Regions from separate parts of the Homo sapiens genome. Here region 1 is linked to region 2. The links are chromatin contacts, found by Hi-C or POLR2A ChIA-PET in ENCODE. All regions are on one chromosome and are shown on one strand. Each heading gives the region's core, a stretch centred on a gene start or an enhancer-like site at or near the end of the contact. The rest is flanking DNA. Distances are from core to core; before and after follow the strand shown. Region 1 overlaps CXXC5 (CXXC finger protein 5). Region 2 has its middle 18 kb from the start of UBE2D2.

What was found. Hi-C counts contacts between places; a loop is a spot of excess contacts on that map. ChIA-PET counts read pairs that join two places held with the same protein, here RNA polymerase II (POLR2A). Pooled maps may share reads with other maps.
Region 1: a loop to region 2 is called in a pooled map, with 2.1 times the contacts of the local background. The contact joins two enhancer-like sites. A Hi-C loop is called at or near these places in 3 of 50 pooled maps. POLR2A ChIA-PET finds 5 or more read pairs at or near these places in 6 of 52 experiments (GM12878, H1, Panc1 and 3 more).

The regions. Positions count from the first base shown.
Region 1 is chr5:139,661,564-139,667,841 of GRCh38, reverse strand. The region is part of intron 1 of CXXC5 (CXXC finger protein 5); the gene reads right to left. It overlaps LOC124901084 (a long non-coding RNA gene), which reads left to right. Exons shown (of 2, transcript XR_007058962.1): 2 at 1-16. Among named protein-coding and RNA genes, the nearest start is that of CXXC5-AS1, 15 kb to the right of the region's middle. RefSeq lists enhancers at 1-48, 5,947-6,278. Within about 2 kb of position 3,326, at least 19 of the 41 ENCODE cell types and tissues checked have a DNase peak (open chromatin) inside an H3K27ac peak, as active enhancers do; they include GM12878, where a contact is called at or near this core.
Region 2 is chr5:139,539,794-139,546,148 of GRCh38, reverse strand. It overlaps a transcript of UBE2D2 not described here. Among named protein-coding and RNA genes, the nearest start is that of UBE2D2, 18 kb to the left of the region's middle. RefSeq lists silencers at 2,593-2,682, 5,521-5,717 and an enhancer at 2,556-3,117. Within about 2 kb of position 2,653, at least 22 of the 41 ENCODE cell types and tissues checked have a DNase peak (open chromatin) inside an H3K27ac peak, as active enhancers do; they include GM12878, where a contact is called at or near this core.

The DNA.
Region 1 (6,278 bases), core at 2,077-4,576, 120 kb before region 2:
AGGATGGCGAGAACAACATATGCGTGATCTCTTTCAGCCACCCCTGCTCCCCCAAACACTAAGATCTGTTTTACAGATGAAGAAACTGAAGCTCATAGGCCTGCCCTCTGACCCTCAGTCTGATGCCACAACCCCTTAACCCCCAAACCCCCAAGCTCTTAAGAGCACAGGACTGACTATTCACCCTCCAGGAATAGTGCCAGGAGGGTCAGGAGCTGCAGGGCCTAAGGAAGCCTAGGAATGGTCCTGAGGCCTGAAAGAAGACCCCAGCCGGTACCAAGTGGCCCCACACCCACCTGAACCAGGCTGGCTCTGCCCCTCAACAGGCTGTGTGACCTTGCAGGGCCTTAACTGACCCATCTGTAAAATAGGGGCACAAGAGCCCTATGCCCCCACATTGAGTGCTAACCCAGTGCTGGGCACTAGGATAGACAGGAGATACCATGGACCCCGTGGTCAGAGAGCTCCCAGTGTAGGGACACACAGAGAAAGGTTTAAAAAAGTCTGTGCAGAGAACCCTGAGTGCTCAGTCAATGGGCAAAGTGCTGGGGAGCAGTACCCAGAGGGCTTCTTGGAGGAGGTGAGGTGGGAGGAGGAAATGCCTCTCCTCTGACCCCATAACCAGCCTACACAGGATGCTCAGGGAGTGGGTGTGACCCACTTAAACCCAAGACTGGGGTTGGACCTTGAAGAAACCCAGAACTACAGACCACATCAGAGTGACAGGGATGCAAAGTGCCCAGCTCAGCCTGCCCATGATGCTCCCTTTGATCCTGAACAGCTATGGGAGGTGAGGCATACTAAACTGAGCAGGGCCCACCTGGCCCCTGGAAATCCTGGAGGTGAGGGAACACAAGAAACAAGTCAGAGGGTAAATGCTGGGTGGGCTGACTCCGTTGGAGCAGGGCCCAGGGTCTCACAAATATCATCTCCTGTATTCTTCAGTTCCTCTGACACATGCACCAGGCTCCCCTCTCAAAACCCACTGGTCCTCAGGCCCCAGCCACAGCACAGTCTCAGTCAGCTCACTGCTCTTCCACCCAGCCTGCCTCCACTGGGCAGTGAAACAGCCTGCGCCAGAGCCAGCACCACTTCAAGTGGTTATGCGTCCCTGCACCTCTCCGCAGCTCTCTGAATGGCATCTGTGATCATCCCCATTTCCCGCATGAGCAAAATGAGGCTTAGAGAAGCTAAGGGACCTGCCCAAGGCCACATAGCTCAGGAGCGCCCACGTTCATCTCCCTGGCCTCTTTGTGGCTCAGTATCCCTGACCTGTCCCAGGCCTGGCCATTCTTGCCCCAGCCCTGACCCTTCTCCTGTCTGGACAAAGACCACACCAAAGCCCACGCTCCTGCAGAAACTAGGACTTGATCTGGCTGAGGCTTGTGGTCAGAAGACCCACAGGAGGTCCAGGAGGTAGTGGGGGTCTCTGTGTACCCTGAGACCCCTGGGGCATGGGGGTCTTCTGAGGCTTGGATGGGGTAGTAGGGGAAGCTCCCACAGGCACACACAGGGATGGGGGTGAAGGGGGTGAAGGGGCTGGCCATATTCTGTGGCTTCCTCCCTGGGAAGAGTCAACTTCAAGGCCCCTATCACCCATACTTGGGAGGAGGCCGCCCATGGGATTCTGAAGCTGGGGCACACGTCCTCTGGAAATGAGACTGAGCTCTACCCACCTCTGCTCCACCCTGCTGGAGGACACTGCTGAGAAGCCGGGCAAGGCCCACCCTCTCTGAGCCTCAGTGGCTTCATCTGCACACTGGCCCGATAATGTCCTTTGAGCCCTTTGAAAAAGCCTTTGAGAATAGGTTTAGAGGTTTTCCTTGAGAAAAGGGGTTTGGAAGAACTGGTCTATTTTTGGTTGGGGGCACTTGAGACACTGGGGTCAGTGTACCATAGCAGCTTGACAACGGCTTGTTGAACACACAAACAAGTGGCCGGGTTCTTATCCTCAGCAGGTCTGGTCAACAAACCCTTCCCAGGTGCCCACTCTGGGCCAGGACACTGGTCTGCCCTTTGCTCCTCGCTGTCCATCTACCTGTTCCAGGGCTGCCCAGCCAGGTCACCGGGGTCCCTCTGCCCAGCTTGCCCGGAAGCTGCACGTCTCCAGTGGGTCAGCACTGACGTCAGCAAGACTGGCCGGGCGTGGAGCCCGCCACCTCCGGAACCACCAATTAATTAACTTTTTCAAATTAATTTCCCAAGCAAAATTCCATAATTACATCTGTCTCCATCAGCCCAAGCTGGGCAGGCAAGAGGACCCTGCAATGAGATGGAATGTGGTGTAAGGGGGTGGCCATAACAGCCCTGGGACCAGGTCAGAGAGGCCACTGGGGGTTAGGTTTTACCACAGTTGGGCACTGGCCTGGCATCCTTATGGATGCTATCTGGGAAAGGAGGGGGCTGAGAGACCAGAGCATTCCAGCAAGGAGGTGGGGGCTCTGGGAGACCCATGGCCGGCCCAGCTCATCCCGGTGCCCCCATCCCCCACCCCGGTGCCCCTAAACCACAGCGGGTCTTGGCATGGCCCAGTAGCAGCACAAGCACCGCGAGGCTGAGGAGGCCGCGGCTGCGGCGTTCTAATTTCCCAAAGGGGCTGAGATTAATTAGCTCACACACAGGCGCAGAGAGGGAGAGGAGAGTGGGAGCAGGAGCGGGCAGCGTCAGGCGAGGAGCTGGCTGGCACTCCCCCCTGCCCGCCCAGCAGGCAGTTGGCGGCCTTGACAGCCTGGGTGCTCTGAAGGTCAGTGGCCAAGCTGGCTGAGCCAGCAGATTGGCACCATCTCCTTCCCAGAATCCTCAAGACCAAGGCTGGGGTACAGTGACCAGGAGGATAGTCTGGGGGGAAGGGCTCCGCTGTCACCACACTCTATCAGTTCTGTGCCATGTGCTCTGTCCACATCATCTTGTTTGATGGTCACAGCAACCCACAGAGGTAGGCATCATGATTCTCCCATTTTGCAGATGAGGACACTGAGGCTCAGAGCTGAGTGGGGCACTGGTGTGGGTCAAGGTCAAGCAAGTGTGGACAGTGGAGGTGAGGCTGAAAAGAAGGCTGGCCCAACTCTAGAGCCCACACTTCTTCCCCTGGACCCCTGTGCAGGTGTCAGGGCTACAGGAGCTCTGGGCCTGGGGGACTGGAACACCAGTCACAAAGCTCCTAAGTGTGTCTGTCTGCGGGGAATGAACTTACCCCTGCCTCAGAGAGCACGCAGGGCAGACTCGCACAGTCATTTCACAGATGAAGAAACTGAGACCAGAAAGGGGAAATGATCTGAGGCTGGGACTAGCCTCTAGTAAAGTCAACCCGATGAAGTGACCTTTAGTGAGCCCTGACCCAGGGCCATGCAGCGCCTGGTGCTAAGTGACACACGGACCACGGGATGGGGGGTCATTGTGGCTATGTCCCTGTATACCAAAGAGGAAGTGCCAGCTCAAGGGCACTTGCTCAACTCCTCCCTGCAGGGTGCCCAGGAGAGGGAAATGGAGCCCCTGGGGAGGGGGTGGAGGAGGTGCGCAACCCTGACCAGGCCCCGAGGCAGCTTCCACAGGCCTAACCATGGAGTTTCCCAGAACCTGTCTGCAGGAAGAACCCAGAAACCCCAAGGGGCATCCATCTGCTCCTCAGGGGATCCCCCACCCACCCATCCACCCTCCTCCCTGGAGTTAAGGGGTTAGGTTAGCAGTTCCAATGCTCTTAGGTTCAAACCTGGAAAGTGCCTTGAGATAGCAGAGGGACCTAGGAGAGTTAAGGAGCTGGGCATGGGGGAGGGGGCTGGCTCAACTAGGAACACTACACATCTTGTGTGTAATGGGGCGAGGGGAGCCCCTCATCTCAGAGACACAGGCTCAGGCCATGCCAGGGTCCAAGTGGGGCTTTGGAGTCAGGATTCCTCTCCTAGCTCTGCAGCCTCCAGCCTAGGTGACCTCAGACAGGTTGCTGACCCTCGCTGAGCCCAACCCCTAGCCAGTGAAATGCAGCCGCTGACAGCCCCCACCTCGTCAGGTCCTGGAGAGGACCTATGTGAAGGGGTCAGTGTAGCGTCCACATGCAGTAGGTGCTCAACTAAGGATAGCCATGTTGTTGTTTTTACTGTCCACATCTGCCAGCATAAGTGTGAACGTCACGGACAAGTCAGGCCAGGCGTGTTGGGTAACCCAGGTCATGGCCCTGGTTCTCTCACCATTTGCTTTTGAGCTCTGAGGCAATCCTTCATGCCTCAGTTTCCCCAGCCCCAAATACAAAGCATTCCCCGTCTAGCCTGCAGGACCATGGGGGGATGGACATGTGGTAGAAGCCTGAAGGTTACAACGAGGGTAGCACCCCACTGGCCAGGCTTGCATCTCCTCTTCTGCCCAAAGGAAGAAGGCCTACCTACACTTCTAGACAGCCTTTCCTCCTACCTCCCTCGCCCTCAGCCCTGCCAGCTCATGTCGGCTCTTCTTAGATCTCCCACAGCCCTGACAGCCCTGCCACAAAGGCACATCCCAAGCCTCTCGCCACCCTGCAAAGGCTCCATTTGCCACCTGGAAGTCCCTGCTCAAGTCTAACATATAGCCTTGCTGTGTGAGCATAGGGGGTGGGAGACAGAGAAAGCCTTGAAACTACAGTCGGCTCTCTCTGCTCCCTCTGATATTAGGAAGCCTCCAGGATTTTCCACCCAACACCCATGGGTTCCTTTGCCCTGGGTCCAACCCATTCCCATCCCTCCCCCAACCCCTGGCCCCCAGCTCAGCCTCTTCACTCAGGTACCTCAGCATCCCCATCTGAGAACAGCCCTAGAGAAGGCTAAATCCAAGACATTCTAATTAAGGAGCCCTTGTTGTGGGATGCCACCCCCAGAAAAATGCCAGGTCTAGTGGAGCAGGTGGAGGGGCATGCTCGCCTGGAGATCCAGGTGACATAATGAGAACTGATGACAACACACCCCACCATCTACTTCAGGTCCTGCGGTTTTGAGACAGAGATGAGAGTCATACCGATCTCACAGGTGACAAACATGAGGTCAGAGAGGTGAGCAGACTGGCCCATGATTACATAGCAGGCAGCGACCAAGCCAGGTGTGGAGCCCAGGCCTGTCCAACTCCAGAGTCCGCGGCACGGGCATCCAGTTTCCTGACTGGCCACTGCTGTTTGTGTCCCTCAGGATGCTTGGGTCCCTCTCTCCTCCTCAACCACGGTCCAGTCGTTTATGGAGAACTGTGTGGCCAGGAGGAGGGAGCCCAACTGGGCCTGAGTCCTTATAGCCACATGCCCTTTGACCACTGCTAGGCTGTCTCAGTACTGTAGGCCCAGAATGACCGGTAGTCTGGGTGTTAGGAGATTGCATCCAAAGCCCTTCATGACCATGAAGCCATTCCCATCAGACTCACTTCTCTCATCTGAAAAACGGCTTTTTTTTTGGCAGCATATGGAAAAGGGGTATATCCTTATTTCTGCCCAGTGCAAGGAAGGCAGGCCCCAACCCCAAAGGCGGGCAGAGGCTTAAAAAGGCTCCCTGAGGGCATACCCTCAGCTCTCAGCACCCCAGGACTTCCTTATACATAAGCCAGCTCTGTACCCATTTTGCAGGGCTGTAGACTAAGAACCAGGGACATGGCCAAAATCTAAGTGGGGGCACTGGATAATGAGGGCCTTGGCAACTAAGGGGACAGGGAGAAGCAGGTGTGTGGTAAGCAGGGAAGGTAGGCAGAAAGACTCCTGGGCCCATTTGATCAGAGGTCTCATTCTTCCCCCCATCTCTGGCACACCCTGTCACCTCCCAAGGACCCCATGCCCCAGGTCAGGGAACCAGCTGGCCACTTAGTGGTCCTGGGGAAATCGACTTTCCCTGGCACTCCTTCTCCAGCCTTTCCTTTTCCCAGCTCCCCTGTATCTCTCCCCCATGTACCCAACCCACTCTGCCTGGGCCAGAGGCCCCGTACTAGAGGGCAGTGGGTTTAACACTCTCATGCCTGATACTTGGACCTCCTCCCCAGAGAGGGCAGAGCCAGGTTGGCTATGGGAAAAAACCATCTCCACTTCCCCACCCACACCTTGCAGAACCCGGTGGACACAACATGGCTGAAGGCCGGGCCTCTTCCGTGTAAGCCTAAACACGGGGCGTCTAGGGGAACAGAGCCCTGACCACAGCAGCTGCGCCTGTGTGTGCCAGTGCCCTGGCCCACTCTATGGCATCATCTAGGGGTAAGCTATGGCCTGAGAATGATCAGGCCCCAGTGTGTGGGGCCAATGGGGTGAGAGTGGCCTATGTGTGCACGCCTATGTGTGCCTGTGT
Region 2 (6,355 bases), core at 1,404-3,903:
TCGCTTGAAGCCAGGAAAAGGAGGTTGCAGTGAGCCAAGATCACGCCATTGCACTCCAGCCTGGGTCACAAGAGCAGAACTGTCTCAAAAGAAAAAAATAAAAAGAAAGAAATAGAATTTAAGGCCAGGCACGGTGACTCATGCCTGTAATCCCAGCACTTTGGGAGGCTGAGGCGGGTGGATCACTTGAGGTCAGGAGTTCGAGACCAGCCTGGCCAACATGGTGAAACCCCATCTCTACTTAAAAAAATACAAAAATTAGCTGGGCATGGTGGTACATGCCTGTAATCCCAGCTACACAGGGGGCTGAGGCAGAATAGTCACTTGAACCTGGGAGATGGAGGTTACAGTGAGCAGAGATCACACCACTGTACTGCAGCCTGGGCGACAGAGCAAGACTCTGTTTCCAAAAAAAAAAAAATGTAGGCTGGGCTCAGTGTTTCACGCCAGTAATCCCAGACCTTTGGGAGGTCGAGGCGAGTGGATCAGGAGGTCAGGAGTTCAAGACCAGCCTGGCCAAGATGGTGAAACTCTGTCTCTACTAAAAATACAAAAATTAGCTGGGCATGGTGGGTGGTGCCTATAATCCCAGCTACTCGGGAGGCTGAGGCAGAGAACTACTTGAACCCGGGAGGCGGAAGTTGCAGTGAGCCTAGATCATGCCATTGTGCTCCAGCCTGGGCAACAGAGCGAGACTCCACCACAAAAAAAAATTAAAAAAAAAAAAGAAAATTTAAAATCTGGTAACACGCAATAGTAAAAAAAAAAAAATAGAAGACAAAGCTGAGAGCAGTGGCATATGCTTATAGTCTCAGCTACTCTAGAGGCCGAGGCAGGAGGATACCTTGAGTCCAGGAATTCAAGTCCGGCCTGTGCAACATAGAGATCCCTATCATATCTAAAAATAATAAAATTGAAGACAATCTATCCATCAATTGGGAAAAGTTAATTAGATTACCATAATTAATACTATGGAATACTATTCCACCATAAAAAGCGTGAGTTAGATCGAGTTAGATCTGTATGTCCCTATGGAAGAACTACCACAGCATTGTTGAGTTAAGAAAGCAGGCCAGGTGCAGTGGCTCACGCCTGAAATCCCAGCACTTTGGAAGGCCGAGGCGGGTGGATCACGAGGTCAAAAGATCGAGACCATCCTGGCCACCATGGTGAAACCCCATCTCTACTAAAAGTACAAAAAAAAATTAGCCGGGCGTGGTGATGCACACCTGTAGTCCCAGCTACTTGGGAGGCTGAGGCAGGAGAATCGCTTGAACCTGGGAGGCAGAGGTTGCAGTGAGCCGAGATCGCGCCACTGCACTCCAGCCTGGCAAAAGAGCAAGACTGTCTAAAAAAAGAAAAAAAAAAGCAAACTACAGTATAAAGTGGGTTACAGAAAGTCTCAATGATGTATTCATATGTAAAAAATTAAAGGAGCTGCACACTTAAATGTGCACTATTTATTGTAAGTTATACCTCAATAAAAGGTTTTCTTTAATCTTCATAAAATTTTGGGGTGTGTGTGTGTGTGTGTGTGTGTGGTTAGAATGCAGTAGCTTGGCAGGGCGCAGTGGCTCACGCCTGTAATACCAGCACTTGGGAGGCTGAGGTGGGTAGATCACCTGAGGTCAAGAGTTCAAGGCCAGCCTGGCCAACATGGTGAAACCCTGTCTCAACTAAAAGTACAAAAAAATTAGCTGAGCATTGTGGTGGACGCCTGTAATCCCAGCTACTTCGGGAGGCTGAGGCAGGAAAATCGCTTGAACCTGGGAGGTGGAGGTTGCGGTGATCCGAGATCGCGCCATTGCACTCCAGCCTGTGCGACAAGAGCAAAACTCTGTCTAAAAAAAAAAAAAAAATTGCAGTGGCTCACACCTGTAATCTCAGCACTTTGTGAGGCTGAGGTGGGAGGACTGCATGAGTTCCAGACCAGCCTGGGTAACGTCTCAAGACCTCATCTCTATTAAAAAAAAAAAAAAAGAAAGAAAGAAAAAAGATCTAGACAGATGAGTAACACATTTTTAACAGCAGTTACTTAGTTATCCCTGTGCAATTGCATGAGAAAGTGAAGGAAGATTCTTTCACTTTTTGCTTTATACTCTGTCACATTATTTACAGTTTAAATAAGCATATTTTGCTTTTGTTATCAACAACAAAGAAATAGAAAAAAATCCTTTGTCTTCTGTGGGGTTCCCTAAATCACTCCATTGACATTCCTGCTGCCTTCAATGGCTCTCTGTGGGAAAAGAAAATGAAGTGAACACCTGTCAAAGGCTTCATGCAAATTGTGCCTACTCCAGATAGTGTGATTGCTGATTTCCCTCTAATTTACATTAAGGAAATTGAACTTTTGGTTGAAGTCGGTCTTCTTTGAAGAAGGAAGCAGACGACATTTAATGCTATGGGCCTATTGTCACTTCAGCACTGCTCTCAGGAAAGAATTGGGATCTGGTGGCGAAGACCGGCGTGAACCGTATCACTTTTTAAATGCCTAAAGGCTGGTTTTGAGAGGCCCGAGTCGCTAGTGAGAAAGCTGCCTCTGCAGCCAGGCCCCTCCCTGGCGGCCCGAGGCTCCGTCCGGTCCCCCGTGTCGTCGCCGGGGCAGCTGGCGCCCTCCGGCGGGGTAAGGCCAGGACCAACCAGAACAGCGCCCTTCCTCTGCAGCCCGCCTACTGACGTGCAATCCAGGATCTACGTGGGTATAGAGGGAAGCTGGGCCCACGGAAGGCAGAATGGCCAAAGAGATGGATATAAAGTGGAGCGGGGAAAGGAGGACACCCTAACAGTTTGGCAGCTCACTGTGCCAAGCGTTCATCTTCCAGAATAATGTAACTAATGTAGGGTATATGTTCTCCATTAGTTCATAAAGGAGGGGTGTCACACAAAGTTTACCTTCTTCCCCCAGCCCCATGAAAATTTCTTTAATATTTTTGTTTAATTTAAAAAGTAACATATGCCAGGCACGGTGGCTCACGCCTGTAATCCTAGCACTTTGGGAGGCTGAGGCAGACGAATCACGAGGTCAGGAGTTCGAGACCAGCCTGACCAACATGGTGAAACCTCGTCTCTACTAAAAATACAAAAATTAGCCAGGCATGGTGGCGCGCGCCTGTAGTCCCAGCTTCTCAGGAGGCTGAGGCAGGAGAATCGCTTGAACCTGGGAGGCAGAGGTTGCAGTGAGCTGAGATCAGGCCACTGCACTCCATCCTGGACGACAGAGCGACTCCGTCTCAATGAACAAATAAAAAGTTACATATGTTTGTGTAAACTATTAAAACAACACAGAAACAAACCCATACAGTTGGCTTATTTTACTTAGCATGATGTCTTCTAGGTTCATCTATGTTGTAGCATGTGTAGAATTTATTTCCTTTTTAAGTCTGAATTATATGGATATTTATTATGTTTATCCCTTCATCTGCTGATGGACACTTGGGTTACTTCTACCTTTTGGCTATTGTGAGTAATGCTGCTATGAACCTGAGTGTTCTATAAAGAACTTTTATTTGTCAAAACTATGTCATGCCATGCCAGGCGTGGTGGCTGACCCCTGTAATCCCAGCACTTTGGGAGGCTGAGGCAGGCTGATGATTTGAGGTCAGGGGTTTGAGACCAGCCTAGCCAACACGGCAAAACCCCATCTCCACTAAAAATACAAAAATTAGCCACATATGCTTGCTTGAACCCAGGAGGCGGGGTTGCAGTGAGCCGAGATCCTGCCACTGCACTCCAGCCCAAGGTGAAAGAGTGAGACTCTATCTCCACAAAACAAAACAAAACAAACTGTATCATGCCATAGGTTAACAAAATAGTAGGTTAGGGAGTTTCTCTTAATAGAATTCTTCCAGGCTGAGTGTGGTGGCTCATGCCTGTAAGCCTGTTTCTCTACCACTCTACCTTCCCAGGAATAACTATCACTAACAAATGGTACTCGTGAATTCACACTTTTTGTTGTTGTTGTTGAGATGGAGTCTCGCTCTGTCGCCCAGGGTGGAATGCAGTGACACCATCTCAGCTCACTGCAACCTCCGCCTCCCAGGTTCAAGCAATTCTCCTGCCTCAGCCTCCTGAGTAGCTGGGATTACAGGTGCACGCCACCATGCCCGGCTACTTTTTGTATACTTAGTAGAGATGGGTTTTTGCCATGTTGGCCAGGCTGGTCTTGAACTCCTGACCTCAGGCGATCTGCCCACCTCAGCCTCCCAAAGTGCTGGGATTACAGTTGTGTGCCACCATACCCGGCTAATTTTTGTATTTTTAGTAGAGACAGGGTTTCACCATGTTGGCCAGGCCAGTCTCCAACTCCTGAACTCCAGTGATCCGCCATCCTCAGCCTCCCAAAATGCTGGGATTACAGGTGTGAGCCACTGAGCCCGGAGACTTTTTATTTTTATTATTTTTTTTTTGTAGGGTTGTTCTAGTTATGTTGCTCAGGCTAAACTCCAACTCCTGGAGTCAAATGATCCTCCCACCTCAGCTACTGAGTAGTTCTGACTACAGGTGCCAGCATTGAGCCCTATGTGTACCTTTTTTTTTTTTTTTTTTTTTTGAAATGGAGTCTAGCTCTGTGGCCCAGGCTGGAGTGCAGTGGCCCGATCTTGGCTCACTGCAACCTCTGCCTCCTGGATTCAAGCAATTCTCCTGCCTCAGCCTCCTGAGTAGCTGGGATTACAGGCGCCCACCACCATGCCTGGCTAATTTTTGTATTCTTAGTAGAGACGAGGTTTCACTGTGTTGGCCAGGCTGGTCTCGAACTCCTGAACTTGTGATCCGCCCACCTCGGCCTCCCAAAGTGCTGGGATTATAAGCGTGAGCCACCATGCCCGGTCCCCCCGCTTTTTTTTTTTCTTCGAAACAGAGTCTCACTTTGTGGCCCAGGCTGGAGTACAATGGCCAGATCTCAGTTCACTGCAACCTCCATCTCTCAGGTTCAAGTGATTCTCCTGCCTCAGCCTCCCAAGTAGCTAGGATTACAGGCACATGCTACCACGCCCAGCTAATTTTTGTATTTTTAGTAGAGACAGTGTTTCACCATGTTGGCCAGGCTGCTCTCGAACTCATGACCTCAAACAATCCACCCGCCTTAGCCTCCCAAAGGGTTGGGATTACAGGGATGAGCTACCGTGCCCAGCTGCATCCAGACTTTTTTTTTTTTGAGACTGAGTTTTGCTCTTGTCGCCCAGGCTGGAGTGCAGTGGCACGATCTCGGCTCACTGCAACCTCCACCTCCAGGTTCAAGCAATTCTCCTGCCTCAGCCTCCCGAGTAGCTGGGACTACAGGTGCCTGCCACCATGCCCAGCAAATTTTTTTTGTATTTTTAGTAGAGATAGGGTTTTGCCATGTTGGGCAGGCTGCTCTCGAACTCCTGACCTCAGGTGATCCGCCCACCTTGGCCTCCCAAAGTGCTGGCATTACAGGCATGAACCACCGTGCCTGACCCAAACTTTTTAATGTAAATATTGTATACACAAATATAGACACTGTATGTCATAGTGGTTAAGAATACAGGCTAACAATCAAACCTGCACATTGGTTTCCTCTAAGGTATACTGGGATAATAACAGATAATTAGATAGCTATTATTCTTTTTTTTTTTTTTTTTGAGATGGAGTCTTGCTCTGTCGCCTAGGCTGGAGTGCAGTGGCACAATCTTGGCTCACTGCAAGCTCCACCTCCCGGGTTCACGCCATTCTCCTGCCTCAGCCTCCCGAGTAGCTGAGACTACAGGCGCCCGCCACAACACCCAGCTAACTTTTTTTTAAACAAAGATGGGTTTATGTCACATAGAAGGTTATGTCGATGTACTATTTAAATGTTATTTTTAAAAATATTTATAGATTCACTGGAACTAGCAAAAATAGTACAGAGAGTTCCAGTGTTCCCTTCATCCATTTTCCCCCAATGGTTACATCTTATATAATTATAGTATAGCCCGGCGTGGTGGCTCATGGCTGTAATCCCAGCACTTTGGGAGGTCGAAGCAGGCTGATCACCTGAGGTTGGGAGTTTGCGACCAGCCTGGCCAACATGGTGAAACACCATCTCTACTAAAAATACAAAATTAGCCAGGCGTAGTGGTGCATGCCTGTAATCCCAGCTACTCGGGAGGCTGAGGCAGGAGAATCGCTTGAACCCAGGAGGCGGAGGTTGCAGTGAGCCGAGATTGTGCTATTGCACTCCAGCCTGGGCAACAAGAAAGAAACTCCGTCTCAGAAAATATATACATAGTACAATGTCAAAACAAGGATATTGTCCGGGCACAGTGGCTCACACCTGTAATCCCAGCACTTTGGGAAGCTGAGGCAGGTGGATCACTTGAGGTCAGGAGTTTGAGACCAGCCTGGCCAACATGGC